Linked DNA regions of Homo sapiens: all the other regions are linked to region 2. Evidence: chromatin loops called from intact Hi-C (ENCODE). Cell type or tissue: dorsolateral prefrontal cortex. All regions are shown on one strand. Region 1 overlaps PDE4B (phosphodiesterase 4B). Region 2 overlaps PDE4B (phosphodiesterase 4B). Region 3 overlaps PDE4B (phosphodiesterase 4B). Region 4 overlaps PDE4B (phosphodiesterase 4B). Region 5 holds the start of PDE4B-AS1 (PDE4B antisense RNA 1). Region 6 overlaps PDE4B (phosphodiesterase 4B).

Region 1 (4,000 bases), 75 kb before region 2:
ACATACACAAACTAAAAAAAAACTAATAAATGAGAGTTCAGCAAGGTGGCAGGATATAAGATCAATACATACAAATCAATTGTAATTCTATATAATAGCAATGAATAATTTGAAAATTAAAAAAATAATTCCCTTTATAATAGCATCAAAAAGAATAAAATATTTAAAAATAAATTTGCCAAGGCAGTGCAAGACTTTTATGCTGAAAACTACAAAACATGGTGAAGAATAATTAAGGAAGACCTAAATAAATAGAAGAACGTCCTATGTTAGTGGATTGGAAGACTCAAATTTTAAGATGGTATTACTCCCCAGATTCGTTTACAGATTCAAAATAATCCTTATCAAAATTCCAGTTGCTTTCTTTTTTTTGGAGAAATTGACAAGCTGATCCTAGGATTCATATGGAAATGCAAGGGACCTATAAAAAACAAATCAAACCTTGAGGGGAAAAAAAAAAAAGAAATTGGAGGATTCACACTTTCCAATTTAAAAATTTACTAAAATGGTAGTATAGTACTGACATAAGGTAGACATATACAGATTAATAGAATAGAATTGAGAGGCTAGAAATAAATCTATGCCTGTATAATCAATCTATTTTTGACCAAGATGCCAAGGCAATTCAATGGGGGAGTGGGGGAATCGCCTTTTCAACAAATAATACAGAGACAACTGGATATCCACATGCAAAAGAATGGAATTGGACTTCTAATTTACTCCATGTACAAAAACTAACCAAAGTGAATCATAGATCTAAAAGTAAGAGCTAAAAGCATAACAATCTAATAAGAAAACACAGGAGTAAATATTCATGACCTAGGGTTAGTCAATGGTTTCTTAGCTATGACACCAATTACATAAATGACAAAGAAAAAATAGATGAAATGGATTTCATTAAAGTGAAAAACTTTTTGTTCTTCCAAGGACGCTATTAAAACAGTGAAAGGGGGCTGGGCGGGTTGGCTCACACCTGCAATTCCAACGCTTTGGGAGGCCGAGGTGGGCAGATCACGAGGTCAGGAGTTAGAGACAAGCCTGACCAACATGGTGAAACCCCACCTCTACTAAAAATAAAAAAGTTAGCCGGGCATGGTGGCGTGCACCTGTAATCTAAGCTACTCAGGAGGCTGAGGCAGGAGACTAGCTTGAACCCAGGAGGTGGAAATTGCAGTGAGCTGAGATGGTGCCACTGCACTCCAGCCTGGGCAATAGAGCAAGACTCTGTCTCAAAAAAAAAAAAAAAAAAGTGAAAGGACAACCCACCGAATGGGAGAAAATATTTGTTAATCATGTATCTGATAAGGGACATGTTTCTAGAATACACAAAGAATACTTACAATTCAACAACAAAAAGCCACAGACCGTAACTAACAAATGGGCAAAGGATTTGAATAGGCATTTCTCCAAAGAAGAAACACAAATGGACAATGATCATATGAAAGTAGACTGTCATACCATTAGTCATTAGGAAAATGCAAATCAAAACCACAATGAGATATTGCTTCACACCCACTAGGATGGCTATGGTCAATAAGACAGCCGATAACAAATGCTGGAGAGAATGTAGGGAAATTGGAACTCTCATACATTTCTGGTGGGATTGTAAAATGGTGTGACCATATTGGAAAAGTTTGCCAGTTTCTCAAAATGTTAAACATAAAGTACAACATGACCCAGCAAGTTTACACCTATGTTTATATACCAGAAAAATGATCACATAAATTCATGCAAAAACCTGTACATGAGTATTCATAAAAGTATTATTCATACATAATAGCTAAAAAGTAGAAACAACTCAATGACAATCAACATAAACAAAATGTGATATATGAGTACAATAGAATTTATTTTGGTAGTAAAAAGCAATAAAGTACTGATATATGCTACAAAATGAATGAATTTTTAAAACTTTAAGTGAAAGAACCCATGCAATGTGTGATTCAATTAACATGAAATATTCAGAATGGGCCACTCCCTGTTAGTTAGGAGTAAATGGAAATGGAGTTTCCTTTTGGGGTGATGAACATGGGGTGATAGTGGTGATGGTTGTAAACTGTGAATATATTAAAAACCATTGAATTGGACATTTTATAAATGTAAATTTTACAGCATATGAATTGTATCTTAATAAAGCAGTTATTTAAAAGGGAACTTAAGCATTTTGATATTTCTATGGAAGTGAAAAAGAAAATAGGTTACTTCCTTTCCATTTTCAAGAGTACAAGCAAAGTCTCTCCCTGTGGTTATGGTGGTAAATTAGCGTGAATCATGTGGTGAATTAGCCACATGTCATCTTTAAAATTCTCCTTATCCAATATTCCTAGATCATCTTTGCTAATTTTATATTTTCTTCATAATCTAAAAACAATACTTTAGTAGCATTCTCAAAAGTCATTGTATTGCCAGATTAGATTAAATGTAACATATGCACCAATGCCTCTCTCTTTTCTGTTCAGTCCTTCTCAAAAATTATATTACTCTCCAAACAACCTGAGAAAATAAAGCCTTTTCCTGTAAGAGAGTTACCTTGAACATTCACTCTGACCCAAAATATTATTTTCATGAAAATCACTTCTATTTATTATGAACTAGACCAACTATCTTCTTTCTCATTAGCTGAAAACCTCCAGACTGGCATTTGCTTTTATTCATTTATAAATTAATTCATTTTTCAACAAATATTTATTGAGTTCCTACTTTGTGTTAGGCACTACAGTAGGCACTGACAATAAAGCAGTGAAAAAATACAGAAATCCTCTTTCTCCTGGAGTCACATTCTAGTGCAAGGGTACAGATGATACATATAATAAATATATGGTATATTAGACAGTGATGTTGTGAGAAAAAAAAAGCAAAATAAAGAGAGTGCTGTTGTGGTAGGGTGGTCAGACAAGACCTTGATAACGAGGTGACATTTGAACAAGGACTGAGTAAGTGTGGGAGTGAGCTATGGAGCAAACTGGGTAAGAGCACATGAGGCAGAGAGAAAAGCCACTGAAAAATTCCAGAGGCAGGAGCATGCCTGGCATGGTGTAGTAACCACAAAGGGTCACTGTGGCTTCAGCAGTGTGGGGAATGGGGAGAATGAGGAATGAGGACCGTACCTACCGTCTTGGAGACCGTTGTAAGAACTTTGGCTGTCATTGTGAATAGAAGGGAGGCCAACTGGAAGATGTTCAGCTGGTTAACGATGTGTGACCTGAGTTACATTTCTAAAGAGTTATCTTAGATGCTATTTTGAAAATAAACTGTAGCAGGACAAGGGCATAAGAGGAAGTCCAGTTAGAAACTGTTTTTCACAATTAAGTTTCGACCATCTGTGTACCTGTATTATTTTTTACACCTGTTCCTACTATTGCACAAAATGAGTCCTGTCCTGAGGTCAGCTTCTCTGAGACATTGTGAGGTCAAGAAGATGAGTTATGAGGCAAATCTGAAATAAGGAAATAAGGCATCCCTTCCAGGAACACAGATCCAACTAAAATGCAGGATTATCAGCATCCAGAAGGAAGATAAATGACACTGTGCCCTGAAAAACAGACAAAGGGGAGACCATTCAAACATGCCTTCTCATTTGATTGCAAACCAATCTTTTTCAGTATGAGTCATCTACATTTTACTCAGAAATCCAGAATGCCAGGACCCTTGTCCTCTCTGTTGAATGCCTTTGGAGTATAATTTGTCACTCTGGGAAATGCCATCAGTTCTTCAGGGATCAGAGGATCTTTGAACCTAATACTGTTGTGTCGGGTTAATTGTGATTTCAGTGGCCTTTAAGTGCTATTGTATCTGCTTAGAGGCCAGTCTTCCTGGGCCAGCGGTGAAAGTTTAAATATACACCAGCATGCTTAGAGCAGTCAGGGGAGTTGGCACCAAATCTGAAAGTTGAATTCATTATTCCAGTCACACTGTTATTTCTTTGTGTAACATAGATATTTTCTTTGCTCTCTAATCTTCTGTGATGAAAAAGACCTATAATCTCTCCAGGGTTTTCGCC
Region 2 (4,000 bases):
ACTTCATTTCTGTGGGAAAAGACTGAGGTGTGGGGGGCAGGATACAGGGAGCCCCTGTTTCATTTCAGTTAGTTCCCCCACAGAGCTGGAAGTAGAAGCCGGATCCCTAGAATCTCAGAGCTCTTCAGCATTCCTGTGCTACCTCTGGTTGAGCCTTTCTGTGGAGAAAGCAGTTTTGGATTACTGCCATGAATGTAATTTTCAAAGGCCCTGGAAGAAGAGAAAGCAATGGAAGCTGCTTCTAGACTTCAGATGAGCTGAACATCAGAGTTCGTCTTCCTAGTCTGTGGAAGGGAAGTCATAGACTTTGGAACTGAATTCTTATGGCATAACTGTAATATTCTGCTGTAGCTGTGGCCAGAGGAGTTCTGCCTGCCTTCGTCTAGGTCGTGGGCTCTATATTAGGCTGGCTGTGTTTTTCACAGCTTAGTCCTTCATTAGAAATTAGGACTGGCTGCAGCCTGCAGTGACTAATTATAGAAAGATGGGTCATTGTCATTGTGGGTAAAAACACATGTGCCTGTTAAACTTCTCTGTCTATAGGGATCAGATAGTACATTTGAAGTGATAGCCAATATAATCACTTAAGTAAATGGATAAATATTTATTTGTTTTTATTAAAATGATAGACAAGCATTTGAAGACATTCATTTCTTTTTCTTTTTTTTTCTTTTTGTGAGACTGAGTCTCACTCTGTTGCTCAGCTGGGAGTGCAGTGGCGCATCTTGTCTCACTGCAATCTCCGCCTTCCAGATGCAAGTGATTCTCCTGCCTCAGCCTCCCGATACAGTTAGTTTCTGAGTACAACCGAGGAGAATATTTTCCAATAGAAATTTTAAGAAACACAGCATTTTTTCATGACTATGCCTACCCCCACAACACACACACTCTATACAGAAACATACACCTTATTATAGAAACATTTTCTGTAAGCAAAAACTCCTAGGACGGAGTTCCTGGGATACTGAAGGGAGAATGCGGAAAGAAGAACCTAGTGACTCCCTTTAAGAGCTCCACTGAGGTCATCACCTGCCAGAGGTTTTAATCCAAATGAAACTGGCTTTTTGTCAGATGCGAGAAAAAACTATAAGATCTTTGCATTCATTTAACAAATATTTGTTATGTGCCTTTTGGTGTGATACTCAGCTCTAGGCCCTGGGACTACAAAACTAAATGAAGGCTTCATTCCTGCTTCAAGGAGGTCACCATCTGGTGGAGTGAGAGAGATAAGTAAACACAAGAGTATAGTCTAGCATGGCCGGTTCTGGAATCAAGGAGTCTAAGGGGACATCTGAGGGGTCAGGGCACAGATTGTAAGGTGTAATGAAAAGAGGTCACACCTTAGCAGTTTTCAAATGAAGCTTCACATTTTTCAAATGAAGCTTCACATTTTGGATCCTCCATTTTCTCTTCTTTGAAATGAGGCAAAAAGAATTAGCCTGCCAGAGTTGTTATAATTCAATGATATAAAAGAGACTCAGTGAGTAATTTCTAAGAAAGAAAAGCAAAATTGAGACAGCAAGAGCTCTCTCCCAAAAGGCAGTGAACCATTCTGCGGACCTGTGGATTTGAATCTCTTTTGTGGAGTTTGCAGTCTTTCTAGCGGGTTATTTGTTAGAATAAGCCAAAGAGGTTCACCTAGAGAATGACTAAGTTGCGAAAGAAAAATCTCCTCTGGTTCAGAAATGAATTATTCCTAGGATGTTGCTTCATGAGTCTTTGTTACAGAAATTGGAGTTTGTGCAAGTAATTGGGGATCAGGAAACAACCACCCTGGGGACAATTGCAGGCAATTCTGCGACCACCTGGCTTAACTTGAATTCTAGGAAGTAGAGCTTCTCTTAGGTTAATCAAAGGTTTCATGGTACACCTTGTGGCTCTTTTCTTTATCCCTGATTTTTCCTCCCAGGCTTATGAATAAGGCTTCAGTTATGTTTCTCCCTCCAAAATTGCCAGCAGCCCCACCTGCTGGGCTTGGAGGCTGGGGCCTGCAGCCTAAGGACAGTGTGGCAGTCTGCTGCCATCTGCTGGCTCACGTGTCACCAGCTCAGGGCTGGCTTTGCAAGGATTCCCCAGGAATAGAAACCACCAGGAGAATAACTGTGGGCCAGAGAACGTTCCTGCTCATATTGAAAAATGAAGAGATGAGAAGATGGCAGACACAAGCTGGTATAAGAAGGCTTTTCTCCTCCTGCGAGTTTGTGTAAAGATGTGACCATCTCAAACAGCTAAGCCAGTGATATTTCTATGCAGATTTGTTTTGCTCAGGGAGAACATAGCAGTGCTTTCTAAAAAATGTATCTTATTTTATTTAGATCACTGTCTCACAAGGCCGAACAAATAAATTAATGACACATCTCTGTAGATTCATTTAAAGGAAACAGCAGAAACACAAGGCAGTGGGGTCTGAGGTGGGTATAGGGAAGCAGAAAGAGGGGAGGGATTGGAGAAACATTTCGCAGTAAGTTATAGTATATTTTAGTTGGTTCTGTCCACATTTTTTGAAGACCTACTGTTTACAAGGCTCTGACCCAGGTGCCTGGGATACAAGAATGAGTAATACTTAGTAATACTGAGTCCCTTCTGGCTTGGAGATAACAATGTATTGGGGAGCAGTAAATAAATAGAGAATTAAAACAGAATTGCAAGTACTGTGATAAAGTACTATGGTAAAGGAATCTAGGAGAGCACAGAGGAGGAGCATGTGTCAAAATCAAACTGGACTGCAGTGTCAGAGAGCGCATACTCTGGGAGATGGCATGAACTGAATTTTGAAGATACTAGCTCAATGGAGACTGTAATGGGAAAGACATTCCAGTTATGGGAAGCACCACTTCTCATACAGCCCATCACCCACCATCACTGCCTGGAAGAGCTGAGAACACTAGATACAATGCAAGAGAAGGCTGTTAAAACATTAGGTCTCAGATGAGCAATTGATTCAGTCCAGGGATATTGGCAGAGGCAGGGAGAAGAAGGCAGATCCAAGTGAGCAGGCAACATAAATAATCTTGAAGATCAGAGAGCAGGGCTTGGCAGGGTCTTTGGACCCAGGGAAAAGGCCACTTTCAATGCCGTGTATATATGGGCAACCCCTTCCAGGCAGGTATAAGTCACAATCAAATATTCAGAAACTTGTGAGTAACTTCCTGTCTTAATCTATCTGAAACTTCTGTGTGACCTCATTTAAATGTTGAAGTAGCTACAAGCTCAAAGTTATCAACTGCAACATTATTCAGAATTGCAAATATGAAGAGTGAAAGTAGAGAAAATGCTTGAGAAAATTGTGATACAGCAACTGAATGAAGCAGCTCATGGAAAATGCTAATTCTGAAAACTGTAGCACATAACAAATACTTGTGAAAAAAATCAAGATCCAAACCTGCAGGAGAAAAAATATTCAGAAGAGAAAAAAATAAACTGCTAGTAATGATGTTGTTCTTTTCTCTATTGTCTACGTTTTATATAATATTCTTATATTTCTTTTATAATGATTTTTTTAAAATATAAAGCAGCCTAAAGGTGAAATATGTGTCCTGATGAAGGCAGAGGCAAAAATTACCCTAAACAAATAATGGCCCTATTTATGTGTTTGTTTCTGCTACTGTAGATTCCATTTTCTTCCTAATTGTATTTCAGTTTGTGTGGTATATTCATTTTGCTTATTAAGCCTGTCCTCAGCCTTCCCTTTGCCCACACCCCTCCTCACTCCCTGGATCTGTGGGACGTATTGTGATGTCTGCCCGCTAATTTTGCTGTGACTGGGGCTGGTGTCTGGTTGGTGATTCATGTTTGTTCCAAAGTTGTACATCTGTGTTGGTTGCTTTGAAGCAGTGCCCCAGGGAATATGAAAGGCCATTTGTCTCCCTAAGACTGCTTCTTTGCATCAGAGACTTCTTCCCTGGCTTCGTTTAAATTCCAGCAAGCTCTCCTGAGTTTAAGTAGGGTAAGAAGGAAAGAAAACAAAAGCAAACAGGGGCATCATGGAGAGATCATTGGA
Region 3 (4,000 bases), 85 kb before region 2:
TGAATCAAACCATGATATTCCCTGCTTAAAATCATTACTGACATTTATCATCTAAATTCACATAAGGATGTTTTACTACCTGCTTCTGTTTTTATTTCTGACCCCTGCCTGATTTCTTGTACTTTATGCTTCTACAAAACCAATGTTAATCCATGCCCTTGACTTGGCACATGACAGAATCAGGAGAAGTAGAAAAGGGATGAAGTAAAGATAAACTTGAGAGACAGGTTGATTCAGTGTCTAAATGTTATTATCCTAACTAAAGTGTAAATATCACAAAACCTAATATTACCTTAATATAGTAAACATTTGATATATTTTTGTTAGAGTGGATTAAAAAGTGGCATTTGTGGTTTTATCTGGCTTCAGATTCATTAGGAATGAGTGAGTGAAAGGAACCTAAAAGGGTGAGTTCATTGGTACATGAACAATTTAATCCTTTTTCGGTCTCAATAGCTATTATTGTGGCTAACAAAGCAACTCTTATAAGTTGCACACAAACAAGAAGTAGGAGAGTGTTTATGATGTCATCATAAATATTTATAATAGGGACATGATACAATGTTTTGTGAGACATTGTTGAGAAAGGTTAGACAGTGAATGCTCATTTAGATCAAAATCAAACACCTGACACTTGTTGAGCATTTTTTAATTTACAAAGTATACTCACATTTATTATCCTATTTAAACTCAATTTTTCAATCTACATTGGACCATTATCTTCACTGGGTAAGCATTCTCTAATATCTCCATCCTTAGACTCCACATTCCCCATCAGAAAAAAAAAACAAACAAACCTGTATATCTTCTTTCTTTTACAGCAAAGCCCAAGAGTTGTCTATGTTCATTATCTTGACTTTCTCACCTAACATTCTTGCGTCAGTCAAGTCAGATCTGGTTTTTGTTCCCACAACTTCACTGAAATTGCTTTTATCAAGGTCATTAGGAATGCCCATCGTGTCTATTCACTCTCTCCTCCTGGAAACACTCTTCTTCACTTGGCTTCAGACACAGTATATTTCACTGGTTTCCCACCTACCTCACTGGGTTTTGCTCCTCCACACTTTTAATGGTCCCGCTCCTCAGTTATTGTCTCTCTTACTCCCAAGGTGATCTCAACCAGACCCTAGTTTTCAACATGATTTGAAAGCTGATGGCTCCCAATTTCTATCTTCAACCCAGTTCTCTCCCTTGAGCTCTAAACTTGTGTAGCCAACAGCCTTCTTAACTCTCTTTAGATAGGCATCTCAAACTTACAATCCTAAAACTGAACCCTGGAGGACCCTGCTGTAATGCCAGTGCTCCCCTTCTCAGCAAGTGGTGCTAAATTCATGCACAGATGCCGCCCTAGCTGAAAATGTAGATGTCATCCCTAAGTCCTCTCTTTTCTCATTCGCAGCATCTTGTCTGTCCACACGTCCCTAGAATCTGACTAGTTATTACTACCTACACCTCTGCCAACCTAGAGAAAGCCACCTTTATTGTCACTTAGACTTCTGGAACAGCTTTTTAACTTGGTTCTTCACTTCCTTTCTAGCTCCTTTTGCAGTGCAGCCAAAGTGATACTTTCAAATGATCCAGTGGTATTCCCTTTACATTCTGATGAAAACCCAGTTTTTTCTAGAACTTATAGACCTTCATGACCTGGGCCCTACCTTTCTGTTCAAACTTAGTTCTACCTTAAGGTATTTGCATTTACTGGCTCTGTCTAGAATTTTCCTCTACCAGACCTTCTCATAATTCATTCCCTCAACTCCTTCTGATTCTACTCAAAGGTAATCTCTCTTCCTCATCCTACAGCTTTTTGTCCCTTAACCCTCTTTATTTTCCTTATTCCCTTACTGGTCAATATAGTATATATTTGCTTAATTATTTATGATCTCTCTTTCTCTCAGTGGAATATAATTCCAAGAGGTTTGTTTTCTCCTGTATTCCCAACATCTAGAACAGTGCTATAATATTGTAGGTGTCCAACAAATAGATATTGAATGAAAGAATGAGATTTAAATATAAACCTTTTAACTAGAAGTCAAGTGTTTTTTTTTCATGATCAAAGCCCATGTAAAAAGTGATCATCTTTTCATATTTTTTGATATCTCTAGCATATTCTGAGGAAGTATTTTGAGAACATGATTTCAGATTCTTTTGGATAAATGGAGATACATGATATTAGAGCACTTGTGTAATTGCAGTTTGTGTTGATGAGGTATGGGTTTATGATAGAGACATCAGCATCATCTCCATTGGTACAGAAGCATTTCACACTAATATTCTACTGCATAGATTGAGGCATAATTCCAACAGTGGCAGGAGAATTGCCCTAAAAATATAGGAATTCACAAATTTTAAACTTTTGACCCAGTGAAACTTAAAAGGGCAGCAGAGAAAACACAATGGTATTACACCAAACTTAAAAGCTACTGCACAGCAACAGAAACAATCAAGAGTGAGGAGATAACCTATAGGATGAGAAAAGGTAACTTGCAAACTGTGCACCTGACAAGGGGTTAATATCCAGCAAAAGAACAAGCAATGCTATTTCAAAATGGGCAAAAGACCTGAATAGACATGTAAATGAGTGACAGGTATGTCAAAAAAATATTCAACATCACTAATTGTCAGGGAAATGCAAATCAAAACCACACTCCAGTAGAGAAAGGGGAACTCATATACTGTTGGTAAGAATGTAAATTAGTACAGCCATTCTGGAAAATAGTAAAGAGTTTCCTCAAAAAACTAAAACTAGAAGTACCATATTATCCAGCAATCCCACTACTAGTTATATATTCAAAGAAAATCAGTATGTCAAAGAGATATTGTCACTCCCATGTTTATTGCCGCATTATTCACAATAGCCAAAATACGGAATCAAACTAAGTGCCTATCAGTGGGTAAATGAATACAGCAAACATGGCATATATACACAACGGAATACTATCCAATCATAACACAAAATGAAATCCTGTCATTTGTGGCAACGTGGTTGAACTTGGAGGACATTATGTTAAGTGAAATAAGCTAGGCACAGAAAGACAAATACTGCATGATCTCACTCATTTGTGGAATCTAAAAAAGATGATCTCATAAAAGTAGAGATTAGAATAGTGGTTACCAGATGCTGAGAAGGGTAGTGGGTAAAGGAAGATGGAGAGAAGTTAGCAAAAGGGTACAAACTTACAGTTAGGAAGAACAAGTTCTGATGTTCTATTACACAATAAGGTGACACGTAATAAAAATGTATTGTATATTTCAAGATAGCTACGAGAGAGAATTTTGAAAGTTATCACCACAAAGAATGATAAATGTTTTAAGTGGTGAATGTGATAATTACCCTGATTTGATCATTACATAATGTGTACATGTATTGGAACATCACACTTACCCCATAAATATGCACAGTTATTAGAGGTCATTTATAAATAAAATAAAACTTTTTTTTTTTTTTTGAGAAAGAGCCTCACTCTGTTGCCCAGGCTGGAGTGTAGTGGCGCATTCTTGGCTCACTGCTTTGCCTCCCAGGTTCAAGCAATTCTCATGCCTCAGCCTCCCAGGTAGCAGGGACTACAGGTGGTGTGCCACCACGCCCAGCTATTTTTTTTTTTTTTGTATTTTTAGTACAGAAGGGGTTTCACCATGTTGGCCAGGCTAGTCTCAAACTCCTGACCTCTCACCTGCCTTGGCCTCCCAAAGTGTTGGGATTACAGGCATGAGCCACCACACCTGGCCAAAATAAAACTTTTTTAAAAAGGAGAGAAAATTCAAGTATTAAAAAGCCACTTCAGACAATCTGTTTGTAAAGTGCTATAGATAATAGGATTTTCGACATGGGCTTGAGTAATCTTGAGGGTTTTGCCTGGTGCCTCAAATCCTCGCATACTGGGGTAGTGTCTTTTATTCCTGTAGAAATAACGTAAAAGCTCTAATATTCCCTGTCTTTATAGGCCATGAATTAAGTGTTCCCTACACTTTCCTGGGAAGCATTTGAAATTGCTTCAAAATT
Region 4 (4,000 bases), 280 kb before region 2:
CTATCATTTATGCAGGGGTCTGATTCTGGGCTCTCTATTTGTTTGGCCTGTGTGTCTGTCCCTGAGCCTAATTAGTAATTTATATCAGTAAGGCATTTTCTCCTACTCTGTCACTCTTCAGAAATGGTGAGTTCTTCCTGCTCCTGTACTCATCATGTAAATTTTAAAATCACTGGTTAAATTTTATGAAAACCTGTTATAACTTTCATTGTAATTGTATTGAATTTAGAAAGCCATTTCTGGAAATTGGCATTTTTTTGGTATTGTGTCTTCCTATCTATTAACATTCTGTATTTCTTGATTTATTTAGGTCTGTCAAAGTCTTTAGAAAATATTTATAATTATTATTCTTAGGTCTTGCTCCTCTTTGTTACATTACTTCACTTTTGCTACTATTGTAACTAGTATATTTTAAAAATATATATTTTCAATCTGTGGCTGATCATGGAAATAAAATTAGATTTTATATTTTGACATTACAACCAGCTGTTTGTTATTGATTATTATGCATAATAACTTGTCTTGAGAATCTTTTGTGTTTTACATAAAAATCCATTTTCTGCAAATATTAACACTGTGTTTCTTCCCTTCTAATCTTTACTCCTTTAATTTTTTTCTTGTAATTGTATTGGGTGTTTAGTACAGTGCTGAAAAGAAGTGCTATTATAGTCATGCTCGTCTTGTTTCATATTGTACAGGGAATTGCAATCAGATTATGTCTGTTGTAGGCTTTTTATAGATGCATTTGATTAGGTTATGGGCGCTTTTTGCGTTCTTAGCTTTATAAGATTTTTAAAAATATGCTTGTGTTGGATTTTTTTTAAATTATATTTTTCCCTGCACTTATTGAGATGGTTTTTTTAAAAAATTTATTGATATGGTGATAAATATATTTTCTAATGATAAACTGCCTTTTCCTTCCTAAAATAAGCTCAACTTGGTCAAGATATATTATTATGGTTTTAAATTTATATTTGGAAAGTTTGCCTATATTTTATTTAATTTTTTTGCATCTAGTTTCATAAGTGAAGTTGACTGATATTTTTTTCCCACATTGTGGTATTTTAAAAAGTATCAATGATATGGTAGGCTCTTAGAGTGACTTGAAGATTGTGCCCTCTTTTTATCTTTTGGGGAAGAGTTTAAAATTTATAAATAATGTGGTAGGATTCACCTATACAATATCTGGGTCTGATATTTTCTTCATGGGAAGATTTTTTAAAACTGTGATTCGTTTTTAACCTATTTAAAGCCTACTCTTTATTCTTAATACTGTTTTAATGTTATGTTTTTTCTAATAATGTGTCCATTTTGACTAAGTTTTTTAGTATGTTGGTATAATGTGATACACACACACACACACGCGCGCGCGCGCGCGCACACACATACACACACGCAAAATACCATAGTGTTACCTTATCTTTTTAACCTGTTTTATCTGCAGTTGTATATCTGCAGTAATCTGCAGTTTTGTATCTGTAGTTATGACTTATATAGTTATATTTAAAACTTCTTTTGAAACAAATGTTCGTAACTGCATATCAGAAAAGTATTACAGAAGGTATTTAATCATTTAAATTTGAGTGTGTTCTGTGCTTCCCAGATGCAGAAATAAAATATTTTCTTTTGTTTTATTTTCCAACACAAGAGGGCAGCATTGCTGCACTGTTAATTTCCTGTAGGCTAACACCGCTGTGCCTTGTGTAGGTTTAAATATACAGCACATCTCTTTCAAATGGATAATCATTTGAGGATTGCATAAATGTGGACCTTGTCTATTTTTCACTTACATGACATTCATTGAAATTTAGTTTTGAAAACAATACTCTCTGATTAGCATTTATACATGTTTTATATTTGCTTCATTGTTTCTGATTCTGTAACAATCACCTCATTCTGAGAAGACTAGGTACTGTTGTGTTTGATAGTGTGTATGTATGGTAATTTTCTAGAAATCTGAATTTTTTTAAATGGGCTTTTCAATGATATTACTGAGAAATAGGTAGGGTACTATTTTGACATAAAGGATAAAGAACCCACAAAGTCCATGAGCTTCCTGTCGGATATGAGAGATTAAAACTGCTGCTGACTACACCACCAGGTCCATGTCAATTAACTCATTTGCAGATGGGAGGTGAGAGTGCAAAAATAATATTAACATTAATATTAAGTACCATTACTGGCTACTCATTATAGCTTAGATTCTTTATTTGCTCTACTTAGATTTATTTTTATAACATCATCCTGTAAAGTAGGTATTATTACCCCCATTTTTACAGATGAGGAGGCAGAAGCTTGGGTTGGCTAACTCACCCCTTAGTTCATGAGGGTCAGAAGAGGGTGCTGATTAATAAATCCCCAGGCTTTCTCACTACTGCACACTGCCTCACCATCAACAGCAAAACAGGTTGAATTCGACGATTCAGTAAAAAAGTAATTTTGATAGTTGAGTTCCTTTATCCCTTACCACGTCTATTTCACATATATGATTATTATTATTTTGGTAGAGATGAGGTCTTTTTATGTTGTTCAGGCTGGTCTCAAACTCCTGGGCTCAAGCAATTCTCTTCCTCCTGAGCCTCCTAAACTGCAGGGATTACGGGCATGAGCCACGTGCCTGGCTCACATATTTGATTTGGTCTAGGCTATCTTAACAAAATACAAAATGCTTTGTAAAGTCTACATTTTATTATTGCATTTGCTATTTTTAGCTCTTTATGTCTGAGCAATTGTTTAATGCCTGTGCCTGAGAATCTTTTTCTCAACAGGGGAACTGCGGGGGAGATTCCAGAAGTTCCTTTTAGAGTTGTTGTTTCACTGTATCAGTGCATCGGTGACTGAGAAGGAAGTATTTGCTTTTGTGTGGCAGCGCAGTAAATTCGCAGAACACAGTTCCAAGAAGCCCAAGGCACTAGCAAGAATGATAGGTCACCATCTCCATTATCTGTCGGTGGTGGATATGGAAGATAGCATTCTATATTAACTTTTGAGAAAGAGAAAGTTAGGCAAGAAGAGATTGCTGAAATAGATTGTCTGTGATTGCTGAGGTTGAAAGTTTTTTATTCTTGGCCAAGGAATGTATCTTTTGGGTTTAACATCACTTTAGGAGTCAGACAGCCTTGAATGTTAGACTGAGCTTTGCATTTTTTAGGTCATGACTTTAGGCAGATTCCCTGAGCCTCAGATTCATCATCTGTGAAAGAAAGATAAGACTAATACCAATTTATCCAGGCTAAAAATATATATAAAAATATATTTTTTCAAACATACACATTCAAAAATAATGACCATATTTTTAAATGCTATCCTACGTTGTGTCAAGGGCACCAGTTTCTAACTTAGAGACATTTGCAATTTTGAGCAGTGTCTTCTGAGGCCACTGGGTATCTCTAGAAAGCTTGAAGTTTAGGAGTAAACAGAAAAAAGCTTGTGAACATGCTTTATAAACTGTAAAGATTTGTAAATATATAAAATCATTATAATGGCTCCTCTCTCTGAACTCAACTTCCACTGGATACATGGCATATACTTTTGCATGTATCAACTTAGCTCAAATCAATAAAAAACATTTTTGGACTCCTGGTAAGTCCAAACATTTATTCATTAAAAAAATTATTAGGGACCTAAATGTACACTGTTTTAGGCACTGGAGATTGGACAAGAAACAAAACAGATGAAACCTTTGCCCGTGGAGCTTGTATTTGTAGAGGTGACATATGTGGATCACACATAGGTAGGATGTTTCATAATAATATAGAGAAAAATAAAGTCTAGGCAAATGGCTAGAGAATGGTGGAGGCTTGCTACTTTAGATGGAATTGTCCAAAAGCCTTCTTTGAAGAGGGAAAAAACTGAGCAAAGACTTGAATGAAAGAAAGAAACCAGCCATACATCTGTCTAGAAAAACTGAGTTATTGGCAGAGAGAACAAAAAGTCAAAGGCCTTGAAATGAGGATGTGTGCCTGGTATGTTTGCAAAATGGCAGGAAAGCTATGGTAAA
Region 5 (4,000 bases), 190 kb before region 2:
TGTATGTGTTGCCTCACAGTAACTTGTCACTTCACTTAAGCAGAAAGCTCACGGTTCTCTCATTGCTGTACCTCCTGTACTAGCCTCTGAATGCAATGTTTGGGTGACTGCCATTATCACTTCCTTTGGCTTTTGATCACTAAACTTCCATTATCCAGGCATCACTTGTATTTATGAGTAAACTTTTCCTTTTGCACCACCCCCATACTCCAAGTCTTATAGATGAGCCATTTCCTGACAGCTAAGGAGCAATCAACTCCACTGTCCTCCTACATAATAATGAATAATCTTTTCTTGCAGTCAATAAAACAGGCTCCCACGATCATATCCTTTTATGACTTGGGGATGCTGGTGAAAAATCTTGACCAGATATTATTTGATTTGGGAGAATAGAGCAATGTAAATATGGCATTCAATATGCTTTAAAATAATTATCTGGAAGGTGTAACTTTCATGCTAAACATGATTTACACTACAAAGAAAGTAGTCTAGGAGAAATAAACCACGGAACTTGTGGGCATTTTGTAATTGTCTAATCTAGCTCCTTTATTTTATAGTTGTGGATGCTGGGGCCAAGTAGAGTTGACTTTCTCAAGGGCACATAGTCAAGGAGCAGTGGAGATGCTGGAATAGAGTCTTCTGATTCACAGCCTATTACTCTTCATTCTCGGATGTTTTATAACTGATAATATCTTTGAAAATATCTAAATATTTTTGTTTGGGAGGCTACTTGAGATCACTTCCTTTTCACTGATAGGTCAGAGGACACACAAGAAGTCCACTCTTAACATATCAGTAAGTGAGTGATGGATGAAGTGAAGAGGTAAGTGTAGACACCTCCATTTTTAAGTTACATTGTTGGGGAGATGGGAAGAAATGCTTAATGAATTAGCTCTCCGTCTTTAGTCAATCTATCTACTATGATTTATCCAGTAATGCATTGGCCCCCGGAACTTGGTGCTTTTACATCTAGCACATCTCCATATCTTATATTTGAGTAAACTTTTAAATATTTATTAATTGTTATTCTGAGAGTGGAAATATCGTAAGTGTAGAATAAGGAGATTAGGCTCTACTCTAAATTCTATTGTGAACCTGAATCCTAATCATGACAAAGTCACTACTCTTTGCCTCAGTTTCTTCACATGTAAAATTGAGGTGCTGCTTTAAATAGCATCATCTAAAATTCATTTCAGATATTGTGAATGGAAAAGCTACAATCTCTGAATGTTACAACTGTCAGGTCAGTTACCCTCATGGATTTCATACATTTCCCATGCCTGGTTGTTGGCAGAGGGAAAAGAGTGGGAGTGTGGTGTCTGTGTTAGTATTGCCAGCTGATGGGCTTTAAAACAGGAGTAGTATGGTTTGAGTAACAAAAATACCTTCTTAGGATGCCTCACCAAATAATAGAGGGTGCTGAAGAGAGTATCTAAGTAAGAGACCTGGCTATTTCTGGAGGTTTTTCAACTAGACCTACGTTTAATATTTAAAAACATGAAAACTCATGTAATTAACATGTAACTTATTTGTATTAAAATTAGTATGCTGACATGATATTTTCTAAAACTGGGCCACATATGCATGGATTTCCTAAATAATCCTTCAAGAGAATAGAGCAGGAAATGAAGTGATATGCCCATTTGCAGTGTGGTATGGGGCTTCCTGAATGTATAAATGTGGAAGGCAGCAAGGTGGGGTTGGATACCAGTAATGCCAAGAACTTAATTTCAGCATTTCAACCACCGTGTACATCCTCAAAATGCCTTTCACTTTAATTTTGTATAAATACGAATTGGATCCCGGGTTACCTTTTGCTTTAGAGATGAAAAAAATGTATTTACGTTTCCCACACAACTGCTAGGAATTAAAGTAGTGTGAAAACTCCACACAAATAAATAATACATTTAAAACTATTTTTAGAAGAATAATTCAAAAAGACAGTAGTTTTGGGACATAGGCAACAAAAAGTCCCTTTTACCTAGGTTTCTTTGATTCAGAGATTCAGCATACGGATTTATGGAGACAGATTATATCCTCAACAAATTAAAGAATACAGGATATACACTGTTGTCTAATATAATATGAGGAAACTTTAAAATTTATTTCCATGAATTCTATGTTCAATTGGAAATATATGTTCAATTGAGTATCAGTAGAAAAATCTATTGTTTTTACTAATGACTCAGCTGCTTAAATGATCTATTGTATCGGTGGCCAGTGGCAGGAAGGAGGCTCTGTGCAGTATTGTTGTAACCATGACATTAGTGACATCATTTAGCAGAAATAGAATTTGGGACATTTGGAAAACAAAGCAGTGGCCTCTTGGCTCAACTTTGTGAGAACCTAATAAATTCTAAGAAAGTATAATGGACAGTGTTGATTTCTCCATATATATTTAGTGATTTTACATGTATGCACACACACACACCTACATACATAAAGTATTTCATTTAAATTTACCTACTAATGTATGATATTCGCAATGCCGTATAGACTTTGGGAAGAATGTTAATCTTGTATTGCAAAGCCATGCTCTACTTTAAAAGCAATGCCTCCAGATGTACAGCATACTTAACAGGGCCAAGAAAACATGTAACGTTGATTCTGTTCTGAGATACACCTTTGTTAAAAAGAATCCCTTCAGTTTTTCCTGTCTGACTAAAAATGATGAAAGGCAGGGTATCCTGAATGGCTGTGTTAGAACATCGAGGTATTGGAGATCCGTGAAGGAGCATCATCGTTACTATAGAAACAAATGCTGCCCCTGTCATGGACATCCAAAGGACAGACTGAAAAATGAGGAAGGGAAAAGCAATGGGAGGAAGAGGTGCCATGAAATGAGAATAAAGAAACTACACAGGAAGGACTGAATTAAGAAAAGAACAGCCTGAGGCAGAGTGAGGAATCTAGACACAGAAAATTCCCAATGGAAATGTAAAAAACTGGATCACCACTTGTGTGGGTACAAAGAAATGATGACTTTTCTGTTTTTAAAAGTTAAATTTTCTTCTAAAGTATAAGTATGTTTTTGCCTTTGGAACAACTTTTTGTATCCTGAAGTCTCTCTTATGGCACATGTATACATATGTAACAAACCTGCACGTTGTGCACATGTACCCTAAAACTTAAAGTATAATAATAATAAAATTAAAAAAAATTAAATTTGAAAGAAAACAAAATAAGTGAAAGTATTGAAGATTGTGATAGAAAATGTGTTTGAATAATGAGTATTAGAATCTGTGACAAGTCACTCGACCTCACCTTAAAATAGGGAAACTAATAGCAACCTCATGATTATTGGGTCAGTATAGGAGAGAACCAAATTCAAACCCTGCTCCATGGAGTGAACATTTCTATTTTGGGGGAAAGATTAGGGAACGGAATCTGGGAATATAAATTATTCATTTTAGTATTTCAGAATGAAGAGAAAAGAGAAGATTTCTTTTCCTTTATTCCTCTCGCTGAAAAAGAATAATTTGTTCATGTTTGAAGACTGTGAACAGAGGTAGAAAACATTTATTATATATATGTAAATATATAATTAGATGACAGTTTACAAAGTGAATGAATAGATGCTATTAAAATGCTACTTTTGACCTTCAAAAACATCTCAAATAGGGTTGATATTATTTGGTTATTTGCTGATTTGGATAAATTGCCAAGCAGAATTTTATATCAAGAATAGAAGATATAACGTTTTTCTATAACATTTGATATGTTTTCTGGAAATGTTTACTTATAGATTATTATCACTCATGTATTGTGGTAGACAAGGTGATGTAGCATCCAGATACCTCTTAAAAGAAACACTTCCCAGCTCCTGCCTTTTTATCCAAAGTCATACTATTCACTCCTTAGGGCAGCCTACTTTCATAGCTGATGAAGGTTGGGGTATAAAGGTATGGCCATCTTCTGAGGTTCTGTTGGGTTTACCAAGGTGGTGGGGCCTGCATTGAAGCTCAGCTTTTCTTCTGCCAGTCCTGCTTCTTCCTCATCC
Region 6 (4,000 bases), 250 kb before region 2:
CCAGTTTTAAATCATATTATTGCTGGAGGAAAGTCCCAGCTTTGTTTTCATAATTCAGCAAATAATAGGTAGCTTATAGCCATATTTTCTCCTGTGACATTACTAATAGTTTGTCTTCTCAAATAGGGCAGTTAAAATATCTTTAGATATTAAAACATGCATTAGAGCCTACTTGAACAAAATTACAATTTTGTAATTGAATTAAAGATCATTCCATTGGGAATCAAAAAACCTGGGTTTTAGTTTTAGCTCTAACATCAGCAGCTAATATGATTTTAGGTAAGTTGCTTAAATTCTCTAGCTCTGTTACCTTGTCTTTGGAATGAGAAGCTGAACAAGGTGATTACTAGGATTCAGTGCAAATCTAAAATTCTATAACTGTGCTTTTGTTCATAATATATTTTAGTTAATTATTGAAATGTTCTGCTTTCCAGAGTAGTACCGTAAACCAGTAATTTAAACCCTTCCTACTATGTTTCAACCACTTTCCCAAGGGCTGGTATGGGTCTTACTTGCTCCTACATGTAGGAGTTAGTCTGCTCTTATTTAGTCCTTTAGATATTTAGCACATTTTAGCCTGAATATCTGACACAGATGAATGATTTTTTTTTTTTTTTGAGACAAAGGCACACTGTCACCAAGGCTGGAGTGCAGTGGCGTGATCTTGGCTCACTGCAACCTCCACCTGCTTGGTTCAAGTGATTCTCGTGCCTCATCCTCCTGAGTAGCTGGGATTACAGGTGTGTGCCGTCAAGCCTGGGTAATTTTTGTATTTTTTTAAGGAGAGACGAGGTTTCCCCATGTTGGCCAGACTGGTCTCAAACTCCTGGCCTCAACTGATCCGCCTGCCTCGGCCTCCCAAAGTGTTGGGATTACAGGCATGAGCCACCACGCTCAGCCCAAATGATTTTATAAGCGTAGAAGACATCTCTCACATCTTAGTGGGAGAATTAAATGTCTCTCTTTTTCACTGAAGTCTTACCGAGAATCATTTCTTTTCTGTCACTCTTGCTGATCTTGCTGATGAGCCCTAGTTCTGCTTTGTCAAACTTATTTGAGATCAGGCTGGCCCTTGTGACAATCATTGCCGGTATAGACTTTTCATAACATCCAGAAACTTCAAGCACCACTATATTGTTTCTACTTCCTCATATGCCTTTTAAAGTATAGAAGCTGTATTCCAATATATATCTACATGTTAGGTTACAGTGATCTGCTTTTGGACTTGAGGCATTTTTTGGACTCGCCTGTCCGTAAGTCTCACTTGCATTCTTTGTGAACAAAGAATACACCCACTCTCAAATGTATATGCCCACACACAAGCATACAGTATCTTGTACACCTATCTGCACACACACAAACACATGCATAGTGCTTGACTTTGGACTCTGTGCTTTAACTGAGAGTATTCATTTTTCCTGGTTGTTACCTTCATTCCAGTTTTGTGAGCTTTGCTGTCAAAGTGGCTGTGCATCTAGCATAGAGTGGCTGCTGTTGGCAACCCATGAACAATGAGCTTAAACAGAAGAATGAGGGTAATGTTTATTGTAATAAAGATTGGGCATTAAATTCCTTGGGGGAATGAACCAAATCCAATGTTTTCCTGTTCGCTGACATTTTTTATATTGATGCTGTTTTGGATCTTCTGGAGAAGGGAGGAAAAAAAAACTTCAGCAAATCAGCTCTTTCATTCAAAAATGGAATTCAGAAGGCTATTTTAGCTAGCTTTTTTTGACAATCCTGGATTTAATCAGTTTTTACTGTGATGAAGACAGTTAGCCTCACAAATTTTGTGGAAATCTAAAGCGATGAAGGGTGTTGTTAAGGGGGAAACAGAGTGCAATTGTTTAAATAATCCTGGGCCAATAGCATTTGGTAGGTGGAGTTACTGTTGTGTGCATTACAGAGCAAGATAATTCTGAATGAAGACTTTAAACATTACACATGCTGGACGGATTCTGGGTCTGCTCTTTGTGCAAACAAAACAAGTGACTAGGTTTTGCTTACTATCCATTAGTGAATGCAGCTTGTTTAATAAGATTTTTTTTAAAAAAATGCATGTAAAGGATTTATCAAAAGCCTTTATGAATATTTCATGAGTTGATATATTCAGCTGAATGAATTCAGTGAGTGTCAGTGTGTAGCTTGCAGACAAACCTCATCCACAAGGAGGCTACTGACATTGGAAGCACTTTGGCGCATTTTCAGAGGCAAAGCCAGCCTGATAAAGCTCCTTGTGACAGCCTGACTTGCTATTCTTCGAGTATGCTGCTCTTGCTCTAAGACGCTCATACATTGGAGTCACAGCTTCGTAAATTAAACTGGAAATAGTTTGCAGACTTATCAGTCTTCTGACCTGCAGCAGTGTCTCTGCTATGTTTGAGATTTTTGTTTTGGATGGTGAAAGCTAGCACTCCTTACAAGACATGACAGCAAAAGATTCTTCAAAGGAACTTACTGCTTCTGAACCTGAGGTTTGCATAAAGACTTTCAAGGAGCAAATGCATTTAGAACTTGAGCTTCCGAGATTACCAGGAAACAGACCTACATCTCCTAAAATTTCTCCACGCAGTTCACCAAGGAACTCACCATGCTTTTTCAGAAAGTTGCTGGTGAATAAAAGCATTCGGCAGCGTCGTCGCTTCACTGTGGCTCATACATGGTAAGATAAGACTTGGAGGTATCTACAGTGCTTTTCAGATTCTCGCATTAGCACCAGTGATCTAGCAGTGTAGAAAATGGAACATTTGAGTTTTGTTCCTAAAACATACTGCAAGTGTGAAATGAATGGAGACCAGGTCAGATGAAGAGTACATAAATGCACTGTGTGCTAAATTGTCATTGTGCTACTAGCTTTTTCCAGATAAAATATGCTTTTAACTGTAGAGTCTTTAAAATTACTGCTTATCAGAATACATAGCTAATTCTAGGTAAGTCGAGTAATAAATGAATTTTTAAAGTCAGTTTTTTGTTTCATATCTGTTGAGGTGGTAGGTGACTTTTTTGTTTTGTGATTGTTAGTGATTTTAAAAAAATAATTTTGGGACATGAATAAGTGTTTTAATCTTAGTTCTAACTTATTTTTAAGATAATGTATAAAGTCTAACTTAATGTATTGTACCATCATGTTTATAGCATATAAACCAGTGAGTTTTTGATTTATTGACTTATCTTTACAATACTTAAGGAAAGGGAAAACTAAGTTCCCACTTCTGAAATTGCATGGTCAGTTACTTTAATTTTTGATTCCAAAATGCTGTTATCTTTAAGAGCTTCTTTTTTTAAAAAAATGGACTTTAAAATTTATAGCTATTTTTTAAATACCCAGCAAATAAATTCAAGAACCCTCTGTAAAACTTGCACTGAGCCTGCCACCTTTAATATACATGTTTACAAGGTATGTAAATATAGTAGGGTAACGTCCTTAAACAGTATAATGATGAAATGTAAGGAAAAAACACGATGAAATTAAATCACTTTTACTGTGAAAGCCAGGCCACTTCAGATTTTTTTGGAGGCTATATTTTCTTTCAGATTAAGGTACCTTTAAAAATTGAGTAGCTGTACCTTAGTTTTTTCTAGCAGGGACCATAGCAATATAGGGAGCATGTACATTTTAAAGGCAATTCTAACACAGTGATTTTGTGACTACATGCTGGGTTGCCAATCAACATTATAAATTGAGGAGATCTGATTTTTAAAAATTAATATTCACTTGAATTATTTTCTACTTATCTAAAATGTTTGTCTGCTTAATCTACTGTATAGTGCATTGGCAAATTAAAGTTACGCCTAGAAATATATAGCTTGCCTTTGATAGATACCACATGCTTAGCCAACACATACTTTGCCTGGCATATATGATGTGCTTATTCTTGCTTTCTGACAATGGACTGTTCATATAATGGCTTTATTGCAGATTTTCTTTGGTCATCTTCTTGATGTATTACATCATGTTGTTTAATTGTAATCTCTTATTTGCAGAATACACGTGGTTAGT

Evidence for each region. A loop is a pair of places that touch in the nucleus more often than their neighbours do. Peaks named below come from ENCODE experiments on the same cell type or tissue, not always from the same donor. Only the 100,000 strongest peaks of a DNase experiment are listed, where the experiment ranks them.
Region 1: a loop joins it to region 2, with 3 times the contacts of the local background. A loop is called at or near these places in 12 of 110 quality-filtered maps.
Region 3: a loop joins it to region 2, with 4 times the contacts of the local background. A loop is called at or near these places in 10 of 110 quality-filtered maps.
Region 4: a loop joins it to region 2, with 14 times the contacts of the local background. A loop is called at or near these places in 106 of 110 quality-filtered maps.
Region 5: a loop joins it to region 2, with 3 times the contacts of the local background. A loop is called at or near these places in 3 of 110 quality-filtered maps.
Region 6: it touches region 2 in a loop (6-fold over the local background); 5 of 110 quality-filtered maps call a loop at or near these places.

What each region holds. Positions count from the first base shown.
Region 1 is chr1:66,165,503-66,169,502 of GRCh38, forward strand. All of the region lies in intron 3 of PDE4B (phosphodiesterase 4B), which reads left to right. Among named protein-coding and RNA genes, the nearest start is that of PDE4B-AS1, 120 kb to the left of the region's middle. In dorsolateral prefrontal cortex, no CTCF peak of the experiment used is centred here; no DNase peak of the experiment used is centred here; H3K4me3 peaks cover 625 bases; H3K27ac peaks cover 3,959 bases.
Region 2 is chr1:66,240,848-66,244,847 of GRCh38, forward strand. The region is part of intron 3 of PDE4B (phosphodiesterase 4B); the gene reads left to right. Among named protein-coding and RNA genes, the nearest start is that of PDE4B-AS1, 190 kb to the left of the region's middle. In dorsolateral prefrontal cortex, CTCF peaks have their summits at 2,010 (motif pointing left) and 2,225; DNase peaks (open chromatin) are centred at 2,004 and 3,754; H3K4me3 peaks cover 2,901 bases; H3K27ac peaks cover 4,000 bases.
Region 3 is chr1:66,155,815-66,159,814 of GRCh38, forward strand. The region is part of intron 3 of PDE4B (phosphodiesterase 4B); the gene reads left to right. Among named protein-coding and RNA genes, the nearest start is that of PDE4B-AS1, 110 kb to the left of the region's middle. In dorsolateral prefrontal cortex, no CTCF peak of the experiment used is centred here; no DNase peak of the experiment used is centred here; H3K27ac peaks cover 4,000 bases.
Region 4 is chr1:65,957,387-65,961,386 of GRCh38, forward strand. All of the region lies in intron 3 of PDE4B (phosphodiesterase 4B), which reads left to right. Among named protein-coding and RNA genes, the nearest start is that of PDE4B-AS1, 91 kb to the right of the region's middle. In dorsolateral prefrontal cortex, CTCF peaks have their summits at 1,660 (motif pointing right) and 1,868; no DNase peak of the experiment used is centred here; H3K4me3 peaks cover 1,668 bases; H3K27ac peaks cover 2,315 bases.
Region 5 is chr1:66,048,068-66,052,067 of GRCh38, forward strand. All of the region lies in intron 3 of PDE4B (phosphodiesterase 4B), which reads left to right. It overlaps PDE4B-AS1 (PDE4B antisense RNA 1), which reads right to left and starts at 2,651. Exons shown (of 3, transcript NR_123718.1): 1 at 2,464-2,651. In dorsolateral prefrontal cortex, no CTCF peak of the experiment used is centred here; a DNase peak (open chromatin) is centred at 2,224; H3K4me3 peaks cover 1,214 bases; H3K27ac peaks cover 4,000 bases.
Region 6 is chr1:65,990,481-65,994,480 of GRCh38, forward strand. All of the region lies in intron 3 of PDE4B (phosphodiesterase 4B), which reads left to right. Among named protein-coding and RNA genes, the nearest start is that of PDE4B-AS1, 58 kb to the right of the region's middle. In dorsolateral prefrontal cortex, a CTCF peak has its summit at 2,164; DNase peaks (open chromatin) are centred at 2,191 and 2,633; H3K4me3 peaks cover 3,530 bases; H3K27ac peaks cover 4,000 bases.